2 separate regions of the Homo sapiens genome follow, and region 2 is linked to region 1. Evidence: read pairs that join two places in POLR2A ChIA-PET (ENCODE). Cell type or tissue: Panc1. All regions are shown on one strand. Links, peaks and the distances in the headings refer to the core of each region. The heading gives the core; the rest is flanking DNA. Region 1 overlaps LINC01599 (long intergenic non-protein coding RNA 1599). Region 2 overlaps SOS2 (SOS Ras/Rho guanine nucleotide exchange factor 2).

Region 1 (7,022 bases), core at 1,743-4,242:
GAGATTTCTCCTCTGCAGCAAACTGGGTATCTAGTACATGTGGACGTTCTCACTGAGGAGTGTTTCAGAGCCATTAGCAGACACAGAAGTATTCTGGCCATCCAGGGAGTTGGTCGCAGCTCGCTCTAGCAGAGGAGTGAGGGACTAGGGGCCCGGGAGTTAGCATGCTTGCCTAGGACATCTGTGGAATCTTTATTTTCCCTTTTTTCCTGCTGAATGAGGTGAGAGAGTTCTCTAAATGGGTATGGGGTCAAGGAACACTTATTATTTTTGGAATAGTTACAAAGATCTCTCAGGCATAAATGAGACTTGGAAACTGGACTACTCCTCCCCTCCCCACTTCCATTTGATGAATGACAGCTCTTCATGTATGACACACCTACCATGTGACATGCACTGTATTAGATGCTTGACTTCTGTTGTTTTAGTTGGCACGTTCTTTTCACACAGTTGAAAATGAGGCCCAGGTGCTCACGTGATTTTTAGAACCTAGGGTAGAGCCTGGAGCATCTGCCCTTCACCTCCATCTTCCTCACTCTGTCAGCCTTTCCCAAGGCATTCTCAGTAGAGGCCTAGTCTGGGGGGACCTTCTGTGGTCAGATGAATTGGTTGGGCACTGTCAGCACTTTATGTGCCCCTTGGTTTCAGGATGCTGTGAGCTGAACATCACAGGATACCCTAAGGCCTAAACTACAAAGTGACAAACCCAAAGGGCCATTCTGGGGTGGTTAATGCAGCAACTTAACAGCATCAAAGATCAAGACCAGTTTCTCTGAGATTTTCTTGGCTTTTCCCTCATGATTCCAACAGGACTGCAGTAGCGCCAAGCCCATGTCTTCACATGACAATGTCCTAAGGCAGGAAGGGGCAAGTACTCATCCTGTGTCATGTTTTAAGAGCCAAGAAATCCTTCCTAGAGGTTCCCAGGGCCGATCGTCTTTGCATTCGTTACATGCAGGACCACAGCACATGGCTATAACTAAAGCAGTTACTGAAGGAAAATGGCTCCGACCTGTGAACATTTCATCCTGGGACCAGGGAGGAGCCCATGAGACACACAGGTGCTATAAACCAACAAAACTGAGGGTCTCTCAGCAAAGGCGTGCGGCAAGGAATGTTGAGCAGGAAACCAACACGGTTTTCCATACCCTTCTTGAAGATTTGCATTGCACATTAATATGTTTAAGGCTCTATTGTAAAGAAAGGTATTTTACTTCTTTTTTTTTTTTTTTTTTTTTGAGACAGAGTCTCACTCTGTCACCCAGGCTGGAGTGCACTGCCGTGATCTCAGCTCACTGCAAGCTCCACCTCCCGGGTTCATGGCATTCTCCTGCCTCAGCCTCCCAAGTAGCTGGGACTACAGGCACCCGCCACCACGCCCGCTAATTTTTTGAATTCTTTAGTAGAGACAAGGTTTCACCGTGTTAACCAGGATGGTCTCGATCTCCTGGCCTTGTGATCCGCCCACCTCGGCCTCCCAAAGTGCTGGGATTACAGGTGTGAGCCACCACGCCCGGCTGGTATTTTACTTGTTTTAACCCAGTGCTTCCCAGACTTTTTTTTTTTTTTTTGAGACAAGAGTCTCGCTCTGGAGTGCAGGCTGGAGTGCAGTGGTGGGATCTCGGCTCACTGCAACCTCTGCGTCCCGGGTTCAAGCAATTCTCCCGCCTCAGCCTCCTGAGTAGCTGGGATTACAGGCGTGCACCATCATGCCCGGCTAATTTTTGTATTTTTAGTAGATTCAGGGTTTCACCATGTTGGCCAGGTTGGTCTTGAACTCCTGACCTCAAATGATCCACCCGCCTTGGCCTCCCAAAGTGCTGGGAATTCAGGCATGAGCCACTGCGCTCGGCCCAGACTTATTTTTTCTTGGAGTTCTTATTAACTCCCTGCAGACACGGTGAGCAAAACTGGGTCCGCCATGCTGTTTTCCTCAGTTAAACGACTGTCCTGAGAGCTCTTTGGCACAGCCGTGCAGCCAGATAGTGCCCTTTGCAAACACCAGAGAACAATGAGAGCTAGAAGAATGGCTGGGTTCAGTCATTTGAAGGAAAGAGTTTTCTTTGGCTCATTTAATGGGAAATAAAGGCAAGAGTTCTTTCCTGTGGGCTTCTTTTCCTTTTGGCCATTCTAAATTAATAGGTTTAAGACATTACTTTTAGTTTAATTTCTTTCCATTACACTTTCAGTACTCCAGTGCCACCAGGGAGGGCAGCAATGACTGCTTTTAATAGTGATTAAAGACGGACCCATGGTTAGGTCAAACCAGGCCTGCACCTCCTCCCATGCTGCACGTGCATCGGCATCAGCAAAGCCTGCAAGAATGCTCTTGAGTGATGACTTCCCCATGGCCACTTGTCTGCAGCAAGCAGCCTGCCAGAAGCCGGGACAGCTGGCAGCCCGTGCCCACCAAGCTCTCAGCCCCAAAACCTCTCCTTCTCTCTCCTCCTCAGTCCTCCTGTCTCCCCACCCATAGTGTGTTCTCTAGCAATACATCCATTAGTTGTTTCCCTGCTGCTAGACATCTAGATTACTTAAACTGCTTTTGCTGTTGGAAGCAATGCCTCCCTGAGCATGCGTGTGAGCATTTCTCAAAGGTAGATCCCAGAACGAGGAATCACTTGGTTCACCAGGCTTGCACATTTAAAAATGTGACAGATACAGGCTTTTAAACTGCTCCATCGCCTTGGTGCAGAATGGAACTCCTGAGAGGTGAGGTCAGCGAGAAGATGTGAGTGGCTCTGAGCTGACGTTAGCCTGTGTGTTCCTGTCCCAGCACTCACACCGTGCAGGGAGGGAGAAGTTACGAGTGGCTCTGAGCTGGCCAGTGGACCGCATGTTCCTATCCCGGCAGTCACACAGTGCAGTGAGAAGATGTGTGTGGCTCTGAACTGGCCGGTGGACCGCGTGTTCCCGTGTGGCACTCACACCAGGCAGTGAGAAGATGTGTGTGGCTCTGAGCTGACGGTAGCCTGCGTGTTCCCGTCCCGGCACTCACACCCGTGCAGTGTTGCTTCTCCTGCACTTGCTGATCCTATAATTGATATAGGGAAGGGCCTGGTAATGGATTGTCTCAGGGGGAAAAAATGATTCCCCTTCTATGTTTCTGCTCAGTCATTTCCTCTTCCGCCGGGGTGGGATGAGATAGGAATAGGAAGGGTTTGAGGAAAGAAGTCCTTTGTTTAAAAATAGCAGAGAAGTGCTGCTTGGTAATTTCCCTGATTTTTACTCACTGAAGAACCTGACTCCAGCTCTTCTTGAGTTTGGGATGGACAATGGAATGGCTTGGCGCCATCCTAGGCTCTGTCATGCGTTCATGCAACAAGCATTTGTTGAACACCTCAGGGGTATAGCATACTGATTGATCAGGGCATCACTGGCCTTCATGCAGATGTGGGGTCCTGGGAGCCCCCTACTATTTGAGTCAAGGCCTGTTTCATTGTTCTTGACTGAATGTTTGTGTTTCTCCCAAAATTCTTATGTTGAAGTCCTAATCCTCAGGGCAATGGTATTTGGAGATGGGGCTTTTAGGGAGGTAATGAGTTAGGTGAGGTCACAAGGGTGGGGGGCCTCGTTCTGATGGGACTACTGTCCTTTAGAAGAAGGAACACCAGAGAGCATGCTCACTCTCTCTCCCCCCTCCCCATGTGAGCACTTAGCAGGAAGGCAGCTGCCTGCAAACCAGGAAGAGAGACCTCACCAGGAACCAGATTAACTCGCACCCTGATCTTGGACCCGGAACTGTGAGAAAATACATTTCCGTTGTTGAAGCCACCTAGTCGATGGTATTTTATTATGGCAGCCCAAGAAGACTAAGACAGCTGGGTAGCTGGGAGGTGCCATGGGGAGCACACAGGGACTTGGGGAGTGACCAGCCACCCACTGGTACAGAAGTATTTCAGTATTTCAACAACAGATACAAAAATGCTAGCACCAGCACTGTTCATGGGGTTTACATGCTAGTGAGAAGAGACAGACAATATACAAAATAAGCAAAATAAATAGTGTGTCAAATGGTGTAACCTCTGTGGAAACAAACAAGGCAGAGAGAGAATTAGCAAGTGCCTTGGAGGAGGGAGGTTGCTACTTTATGTTGTACAAAGAAGGAAAGAGAAGGAGAAAGGCGTGCTCCCTATCCTTTAAGGCACACTATCATTTAAGGGCATTTTACAGAAGTTGTGCACACTTACTTATTCTTAAAGCCTCTTGCTCAGAACTTAATCATACAGCCACACCTTGCTGAGAGAGAAGATGGGAAACACAGACCAAATTCTGGAAAGCCATGTGCACAGCTGTGGGTCAGGGGAGGTGGGGGTCTCTGCTACTGAAGGTGCAGAGACTAGGAATTGGGAGGCCACCAGCCACAACAGGGGAATAACATGACTGGATTGTGTTGTAGAAAGATAATTTTTCAGGATCTGTTGGGAGACAGTTCTCCATGCGTCTCTAGCATTTGTGGGTGTCTTATGAGCAGGAGCACTCACTGCCTCTGTTCTGGAATCTCTTTCCAAAGGCATTTGAATAGCAAATAGCCTTGGAAGACAAGACTCTCCCTTTGGAGCAAAGTACAGGCATGCTTAGTGCCTAGTATAAGAAAGATAATGTCTTCTGCAGAAGAGGTCAGAGACTTATTGCCTATCATAAAAGATGCTGATTCTCTAAGCTCAGCATTCCTCCCCTCTAACACAACCCACTGTGTGTGCAGGTGCAACTGGGCCTTCTTTATGTTGACCTGTGGAAATTGGAGCCAAGGGAACCAGCATAAGAACATATACTTAATTTCCACTTTACAAGAACAGATATATATATATGTAATTATTCCCATGTATCAAGGGAAAATTGTACCTTTACAATGAAAAGATCTGGCAGACACCACCTTAACAAGGTGATCAAACTTAACACACCAATAACTGACATCATGTGTCTCTTAATGTGATACACTGAAAAGAATCCAGTGTTATCTCTGTTAAAAATATACAGCATGACTCTAATCATGAGGAAAAAGCAAATCCAAATTGAAGGATACAAAAAATGCTAATATGATGAAATATAAAAAAGGACAGGAAAACAATTCTAGGTTACGGGGGCTAAACAGATAAGACAACTAAATGCAATTTGTTATCCATGATTGGCTCTTGAATTGAAAAGGGAAAAAAAACTATCATAATATCTTATATCCATAAACAAATTCCACTTGGCAAAATTGAATGTGGATATATATTAATATTAGATATTATTATATCATTGTTAATATTTCTTTTCTTTTTTTTTCCTTTTTTTTTTAGACAGAGTTTCAATCTTATTGACCAGGCTGGAGTGCAGTGGCGTGATCTTGGCTCACTGCAACCTCTGCCTTCTGGTTTCAAGCGATTCTCCTGCCTCAGCCTCCCAAGTAGCTGGGATTAGAGGTGCCTGCCACCACGCCTGACTAATTTTTTGTATTTTTAGTACAGATGGGGTTTCATGTTGGCCAGGCTGGTCTTGAACTCCTGACCTCGTGATCCACCTGCCTTGGCCTCCCAAAGTGCTGGGATTATAGGCATGAGCCACAGCGCCCAGCCCTGTTAAATTTCTTGAATGTGATCACGGTATTGTGACTGTGGGGAAAATGTTCGCATTCTTAGGCAATACATGCAGAAATATGTAGGGGAGAAGTGTCATGGCATCAGCAACTTATTTTCAAATGGTTCAGAAAAAACACACATACATGAATATATAGGGAAAAAGAGAACATAACTGTCACTAAATGCTAATAACTGGTGAATCTAGGTGAAGGGTATGTAGGTATTCACTGAATTATTCTGTCAACTTCTTTGTAGTTGGATTTTTTTAAAACAAAAAGTTGGAGAACATGGAAAAGAATCCTGGTGGCCTGTGAAGGATGGATGGGGGCAGGGGGTGGACCTGGTTTGGGGACAGCTGTACTGGGAGCTCTGTCCCCTCAGGAAGTCTCTCTCCACCACTCATCATGGCTTCTCCCTGCAGCATGTCCCCTCGCTGCTGCAGGCAGGCTTTGCCAGGCTGCAGATGCATGGCCACAGGCCCCTCTGGATTCCCAGCCTTCCAGCAAGCATCTAGAGAGAAAAGAGCCTGCTGCAGCTAGAAAAACCCTGGGATCTAATGAGCTCAGCTTGGGTCATGTGCTCCTCCCAACTCCCACTCCTACCCCTGCCAACCACCCATTGGGTCAGACCCATGCACTCCAGGCACTGAGGGGAGAGCTAGGAGGGAGAATCAATCAGACTCGGGAGGGAGAGGGCAGAGCAGCAGAGGGTTAAGGATGAGCCAATGGTTTCTAACTAGGGGGACTAGGGAAGGCAGCCTTAACTGAAAGAGAATACAAGACAAGCCAGTTTGGGTGTTCTGTTTTGAACTCGATAAATTCAGAAGCTTTGCGAGGATCTAGGGGGAGAATCTCACAGATTGCTGGGAATACAAATCTGTAGCTCAAAAACGCATTGGCAGTGCCTGCTGCTTGATGAAGGCATGGGTGTGCGGGCTTCATCTGGAGAATGCGGAAGATTCCATCATGCCTAGCAGGCTAGCACGGAGCCCCCTCTCCTTGTAACCAGGCTCGTTGGCGACAGAGATCCTGGCAAATTATGAGGAAGTAGAAGCTGGGAGCCATTCAAAGTCATCACATCCACGTTTCTCTTCAGGGACTCAGCCAGGGCCGCTCCTGCTGCTTGTTCCAAGGCACACTGGGAGTTGTTGGGCAAATATTTGCACAACATTTAGGCCCTAAACCTGCAATGGCCTGAGCCCCTCCATGACAGAGCCTCCTACCCGGGTGCAGGCAGCTCTCTCAGCTTCTCCATCAAACCTAGCTACAGCAAGGGCTGTTGAGCCACTCCAAGCTCAAGTCTGGTTTTCCAGAAAAGATGTCCTGCCAAGAAATGTGTTACTGAAGAGGGAAAGGGAAATATAACCAAAGGCCAGGGTACTGGCACCTTTCTCCTGTCCTCTCCTGAAAACAGGGACCTCTGCTTCCTTTTGCCTTCTTGTTCTGTGTTCAGGAAAAG
Region 2 (7,022 bases), core at 1,792-4,291, 70 kb after region 1:
ACTGAACAACCAAGTGAGTGAGAAGAGGTCCAGAAACTGAGTCCTAAGGCCTTCCAATGTCAATAGTTTGGGAAGGTGAGGAGGAACCAGCAAGAGAGACCAAGCAGTGACAAGTGAAGTGGAAGAAAAGACGAGACAGTAGGATGAATCTTCATGCATGTAACTTTTTCCAAACATTTATTGGGTATTTTGTATAAATAAAAGGCAGAGGCGTTGTCTTTCTTGTTTGCCACTGAATCTCTTGTGCTTAGCAGGGTAACTGGTACAAACTAAGTATTCAATTATCTACTGAATCAGTAACATCAAAGGGTGTGAACATTTTTATGGTTTGATATGTTGTATTCAGATTCCAAAAGGGTTATACTAATATACCAATTTACATGGGGATAAGTAATGTGCCTTTTACCATAGGCTTGCTCGTACTAAAACAAAAAAAAATACATTAATTCAAAAGACTAAAATGGCAACTCACTATTGTGTAAAATTCCTCAGATTTCTAATGATGCTGAACTATCTATAATTATCTATGTTTCTTTACAAGGTATACTTCCTTTGATGTGAAGTACCCATGTTCATTGTGAATGGAGTCTTGCCATTTTTCTCATTTCATCTGAGTACTTTTCATACTTGCTATGAATATTTTATTTTCTTTGGGGATTTATTTTAGAATATTCAGAATTTAATGCAGTTATTCTCAATTTTCTATTAAATTTCAAAATGTAAAATTTTCTTATATGGAAAATGTATTTTACTACCATTCAAAATAATGTCTAGAATTCCTACTTCTACGATGGCACAGTGTTATGGGTTGAATTGTGTTCCCCCAAAGATATGATGAAGTCCCATAACCTAGTACCTATAATTGTGACCTTATTTGGAATATAGTCTTTGCAGATGTAATGAAGTTAGGATGAGGTCATTAAAATGGATCCAAATCCAATATGACATGACCAGTGTCTTTATAAGAAGAGGAGAAGAAATAAAGAAACATACCGCGAGAAGACAGCCATATGACAATGGAGGCAAAGACTGAAGTGAGGCATCTACAAATCAGGAGATGCCAAGGATTGCCAGCAAATGCCAGAAGGTAGAAGAAGCAAGGAAGGATTCTCTTCTCCAAGTTTCAGAGTAAACATGGCCCTGCCAACATCTCGATTTTGGATTTCTGGCCTTCAGAACTGTGGGACAATACATTTTTGCTCTTTTAAGCTACTCAGTTTGTGGTGCTTTGTTATGGCAGTACTAAGAAACTAATAGTGTAATGACATTTCCACCACAGAACAACAAGAAAAATAAGAAATATCAACAAACTTCAATAAAGCCAGGAAATATATGAAGCTGAAGCTTTAATTCATGAAGGTAGATTATAATGTATATGGAGACAGATGGAGGAAGATGAAACCCTACAGAGAGTAATACTGACAAGCAGCAGCAAATCTGCCCCACAGAACCAAATAAGGATTCAGGAGCTAAAGGCATTTGGTACAAAGGAAGGCATGGACATGAAAACAGAAGACTTGGTTAAGTCTGGATAAGGGAGAGTTAGAACCCCATTCTCCTCTCCCCTACTTAGTGAGGCCAGGCAATGACCTCATTCCCACCTCTGTAGGAGACTGGCAGTTTTATTCTCCGGAAAATCTAAACCCCAGACTTGGGATACTAGTCTGAGCTGAAAACACAGATATCCATACTACATGGCGAGATTGCCCCAGGCAGAAGATTCAAAGATCCTTCTTTAGAGAAACTAAACATTCTTAGAGAAAATGCCTACAGATTCTAACATTTGGGGATTTCCTAAGTAAAAAATTATCATTCCATCACTCTACAGTGAAACCCACAAGTCAATAAGTGCCATGGATATAGATACAGCACTTCCCATCAGTTTCCCCCTCATTCTAAAATATGAACAGAAATACTACTGGACAAGAAAGGAAAGCCTCCAATATGAAAGACAAGAGACTACAACTAATACAAGAAAGGAGGTCAGAAAAGAGACAACACTAGAAACAAAACAAATTTTTTTTCAAAAATACTGTAATTATTCATCATCTCAAATATTCATCATTTCTTTGTGGTGAGAACATTTAAAATCTTCTCTTTTATCTATCCAGAGATATACATTATTATTAACTATAGTCACTGAAACTTTGCATCCATTGACTAAAGTCTCCCCTTTCCTGGTCCAACCCTGCCCAGCCACTGGATATGCAACTTAGCTGATTTGATCATTCCACAATGTATCAAAACATCAGATTGTACCCCATAAACATATACAATTATCTGTCGATTAAAAATAAAATTTAAAAATACTATAATTATTATCCTAAGAGAGATAAGACAGTGCATCCATGAAATTAGAATAGGATGCTATTAAAAAAAGGCACAATCAGAGGTAACTGAAAAGAATTCTTAGAAATTTAAAATTATGACAGATGAAGAAAATAAATAGAAGAGCTGAAAGATAAAGTGAGGAAATCTTCCAGGAAAACAGAACAAGAAGACAAAGAGATGGACAAGAGGTGATAAAAGACAAGAAAATTGGAGGATCAATCTAGGATGTATGAGAATAAGAAAAAGGAGCTCCACAAAAGGAGTCAGAGAACATGCTGGGGGAAAAATTATTACCAAAGCAACAGGAAGCATTTTCTGGAAATCGAACACTCGAATCTCTAAATTTAAAGGGCTCATTAAGTAGATGACAAAATGAAAAAAAAAAATACCCACATCAATGCAGTTCATTGTGAAGCTGTAGATTATTAAGAATAAAGAGAATGCCTTAAAAGTTTCTTCAACATATTGTGGCAGAGCCTGCTGCTTCCCAGTACACCTTTCCCTTTTTCCTTTTAGTAATAGGATCCCATGAATTTTGGTAAGGCAAATGGCTACCTAGTTAGAGACGTTTCTTAGCTTCCTTTGTAACTAAGAAGGTCTCCTTTTTTTTTTTTTTTTTTTTGAGACAGAGTCTCACTCTGTCGCCCCAGGCTGGAGTGCAATGACACGATCTTGGATCACTGCAACCTCCACCTCCCGGGTTCAAGCAATTCTCCTGTCTCAGCCTCCCAAATAGCTGGGACTACAGGCACACGCCACTATGCCCAGCTAATTTTTGTATTTTTAGTAGAGATGGGGTTTCACCATGTTGGTCAGTCTGGTCTCAAACTCCTGACCTCAGGTGATCTGTCTGCCTCGGTCTCCCAAAGTGCTGGGATTACAGTCGTGAGCCACCGCGCCCGGCCCAGATCATGTTTTTATAACAAAGCTCCTTGCCCTCCATCTTCCTGCTAGCCAGAAAATGGTAACAACTACAGCAGGTACTCAAGACAGAGATGGAAGTCACATCTTGAGAATTCTGAATTGCCCTGCTTAGCTGGAAAACCCAGTGGAGCAGAGTTGCTTACTTGCTCTGGCTATTGTGAGGAATAAACTTCTATTTCATTTAAGGCTCTGTATATTTGGGTCCCTCTGTATGACATTGGGTCCTCTGCTACTGTTAAGTATGCTCTAAGTTTAAAAAAAGATTGAAACTGTAGGATCATTGAGAGAAAGATATTTGTCTATTTCATTCACTGCTATCACTCTCACATCTAGAATAGTGCCTGCACATTATCAGGCATTTAAAAATTATGTACTGAGTAAGTAAATGAATGGTATTAGACTTTTCAGCAGGAATTATGAAAGGCAGAAGACCGTGGAGGAAAATGAGTTCAAAATTCTGAGTCAAATTATTTTTTACATTCTATTTCCAGCTAAACTATTAACAATTAAATGTATAATAGGCTTCCACAAAATAAACAAAAAAAGGTATAATAGGTTTCCATATATGCAATAACTTAAAAAGTTTAAGTCATATGTATTATCTTTTCTCACGTAGCTACTAAAGGAGCTACTCCTATTAAAATCAGGGAGCATATCAAGAAAGAAGATGAGGAATCCAAAAACAAGGATCCAACACAGGAGGGAGGCAAAGGGAATTTCTAGGATGACAATGAAAGAAAGTTCTAGGATGACAGCAGGGTCAATACCTGAATATCAACCAGTCCAAACTGGAACGGGGGACAAAAAGGCACCAGGAAGGAAGATTCTAGGAAAGAAAGAAGGGAAAGGGAAAGGGAAACGAAAAGAAAAGAAAAAGGAAAACCCTGCTAGGTTCCCTGATTTGCCTGACTTTATGGAAAACTGCTATGAAAGGGCATGGAAAGGTGCTAAACAAACATACAAACAAACCTAAACAAACAAACAAATCTAAACATTAATGAGGCAATTATGAACTCCAGGAAACAGAGCTATACAAGAAAGGAAGCATAGCAGTGAATAATATTTGCCCCAAATGTGGTTAAGTATAGGCAGGGTAGACATGAAATTCTCATCCACCATAAGAGGAGATCAGTAAACATTGTCTAAAATTAATGACTCAAGAGAGACTACAAAAACATCATTTAGAAATGTGGAAGTGTCCTTGGAGAACAAGAAAAGGAGTGGGGAGACTTGAGGTAGAGAACCACTGTTAATTTCATTTTAAGTGTCTTAGCACTATTTCCCTTTTAAATTCTATTAATATGTCACTTTGATAAATTTTTTTTTGGTAGGGAGGACAGGGTCTTGCTATGTTGCCCAGGCTAGTCTTGAACTGCTATGTTGCCCTGACCTCAAGTGATACTCCTGCCTCAGCCTCCCAAAGTGGTAGGATTACAGGTATGAGCCACTGTGCCTGGCCAGATAAAAATTTTTTAACCTAAAATATAAAATTAAACATTTAAAAGACTAAGCTTATTTTTCTCATAAGATAGGGAAACTTGCTACTATATATTTTACTATGCTCGAAGCAGATGTTCTCCAGATTGAGAGAATTATACCCAAAGGTGCTGTGTTCATTTTTGAGTTATTTTGTTTTAAACAAATGACCACAGAAAGAAAGTTTACAGCATTAAAAGTTATAAATTATGAAATAATTAGGAATGATAGAATAGTGCTTTACTTAAAATTTACTGCTTTAATTAAATAAGATGATGTAAAAAAAAATAAGTGACTGAGGATATCCCGGGAACCTGATAAACATTTACTATATTATTGCCATGGGAAAATGATTTGAAAAGGGTAAGGAAGAAAGACAACTGACATGAAATTACTATTCATTCTATGCCAAGCAATATTTTAGATGGTGTTTTTTTGTTTGTTTGTTTTGTTGTTTTCTTTTTTTGAGATGGAGTCTCACTCCGTTGCCCAGGCTGGAGTGTGGTGGCCTGATCTCAGCTCACCACAACCTCTGCTTCCTGGGTTCAAGTGATTCTCCTGCCTCAGCCTCCTGAGTAGCTGGGACTACAGGCGTGCACCACCATATCCGGCTAATTTTTGTAATTTTTTAGTAGAGACAGAGTTTCACTATGTTGGCCAGGCTGGTCTTGAACTCCTGACCTCGTGATCCACCTGCCTTGGCCTCCCAAAGTGCTGGGATTACAGGCGTGAGCCACCACACCCGGCTAGGTGTTCTATACAGTTATTTCATTTAATCCTTAACAAGTGTGGGGAAGGTAAGTAATTTCTTCAAGGCCATACAGCCCTTAGAACAGATCATAAAAAATGATGAAAATAAACTATAGTGAAGCTTAAGTAGTACACAGTTGTAAGCAAATAATTAAATTTATTTATAACTTTTCTTGTTCTTTAATATTGCCAAAACTCAAAATACTCAAATATAATCAACCAGATTATTATCTTTACAGTCATTTCATTAAGAATCAACTTAAATTATACTTACTTGAATGTGGCAAAAGCACTGGAGCAAAGATGCTATTGCTGCCTATTGGAATAAGAAAAATTAATTTGAAAAGGAAGGTAACATGTAGGTATTATTTTTTAAATGTTTCCATAAATAATACGTAATACACAGTGCAGAATTTTATCATCATCTTTTGCCATGTTAGTTTTTTAAAAAATTAACTCAGAACCTTCTGTATCTAGAATGGTTTTCCTTCTTAGCATTAAGTGGTTCCCCCTCTATCACAGAACTTATCTATTTGTTTTCTTATTCATCATCTATTGCTCCCTTTAGACTGGTAGTGGGACCCAAAAGGTACTAAACAAATCTTTGTTGAATGAGTAAATTAGAAGATAATATGCATCAACAATGCACAAATTATGCTCTACTTCTTGTATTAATCATTATTTTCACATTTAGATATCACTTTTCACACTAATATAGTTTGCAAAGGATTCTATAGTTCCCTAATTAAAATGATAAGAATTATCTGAGACACAGGATTCCTTTTTTACCAAGCGGTTTACATCAAATACTTACCACAGGAGCTGTTGAGATCCACATCTAAAAATACACTAAGGTCTGAAGAAGCAGATACTGGTGGAGTAGATGGTGTATTTGGAGAGGTTGGTGCTGACACTGTTGATTCCAGCTCAGTTTCAGCAATCCGACTAAAGCTTATTTTACATGGTTCTCTTTCTAATGGTGTTGGGTGACCTCGTAAAGTACCTGAGGTAGAGCCATGTCGGCCTGTGTTAGGCCTTATTCCAGGAGATTTTAAGGAAAAAGTTGATTTCCTAGGCTGAGAAAAGCAAACATAATTAATGTCACAAATTTGCATAGACAACAATTTGTTTCTGTGACTTAGAGCTACCTTATTAGTCTTATTAGTTCTTAAGCATACAGTTCTTAAGCGTGCAGTCCTTCAGTCTGCAATGACAGCCTGTATCATTCTAGTAGAATCTTCTGGATTTGACTGGCTTAATTTTAAAATGAATTGGAATATAAGTAAGTCTCTTTTCAGCACTGCAGAAATAAAATTCTTGAAATTTTATGTGAAAATCACATTTTACTCCTAAAACATATGAACCTAAACTTCTCTTTGAAAATATCTATATAGATTTTACAAACATTTACTGGGAACATAATTTATGAAACATATTATGCTATATGCTTCAGAAAAAAAAAAGATCATTTTTTCCCCTTCCTATACTAAATGATCAACCTCTACATTGATGCTTTAAAAATCTTTGGAGAAAATTCCTAT

Evidence for each region. ChIA-PET counts read pairs that join two places held together with the same protein. Peaks named below come from ENCODE experiments on the same cell type or tissue, not always from the same donor. Only the 100,000 strongest peaks of a DNase experiment are listed, where the experiment ranks them.
Region 2: POLR2A ChIA-PET joins it to region 1 with 8 read pairs; 10 of 35 experiments call an interaction of 5 or more read pairs at or near these places.

Annotation. Positions count from the first base shown.
Region 1 is chr14:50,053,770-50,060,791 of GRCh38, forward strand. All of the region lies in intron 2 of LINC01599 (long intergenic non-protein coding RNA 1599), which reads right to left. Among named protein-coding and RNA genes, the nearest start is that of LINC01599, 48 kb to the right of the region's middle. RefSeq lists enhancers at 2,183-2,242, 2,293-2,412. In Panc1, for the core only: no CTCF peak of the experiment used is centred there; no DNase peak of the experiment used is centred there; H3K27ac peaks cover 2,063 bases.
Region 2 is chr14:50,124,206-50,131,227 of GRCh38, forward strand. SOS2 (SOS Ras/Rho guanine nucleotide exchange factor 2) reads right to left here. Exons shown (of 23, transcript NM_006939.4): 20 at 6,296-6,557; 21 at 5,756-5,797. Among named protein-coding and RNA genes, the nearest start is that of VCPKMT, 11 kb to the left of the region's middle. In Panc1, for the core only: no CTCF peak of the experiment used is centred there; no DNase peak of the experiment used is centred there.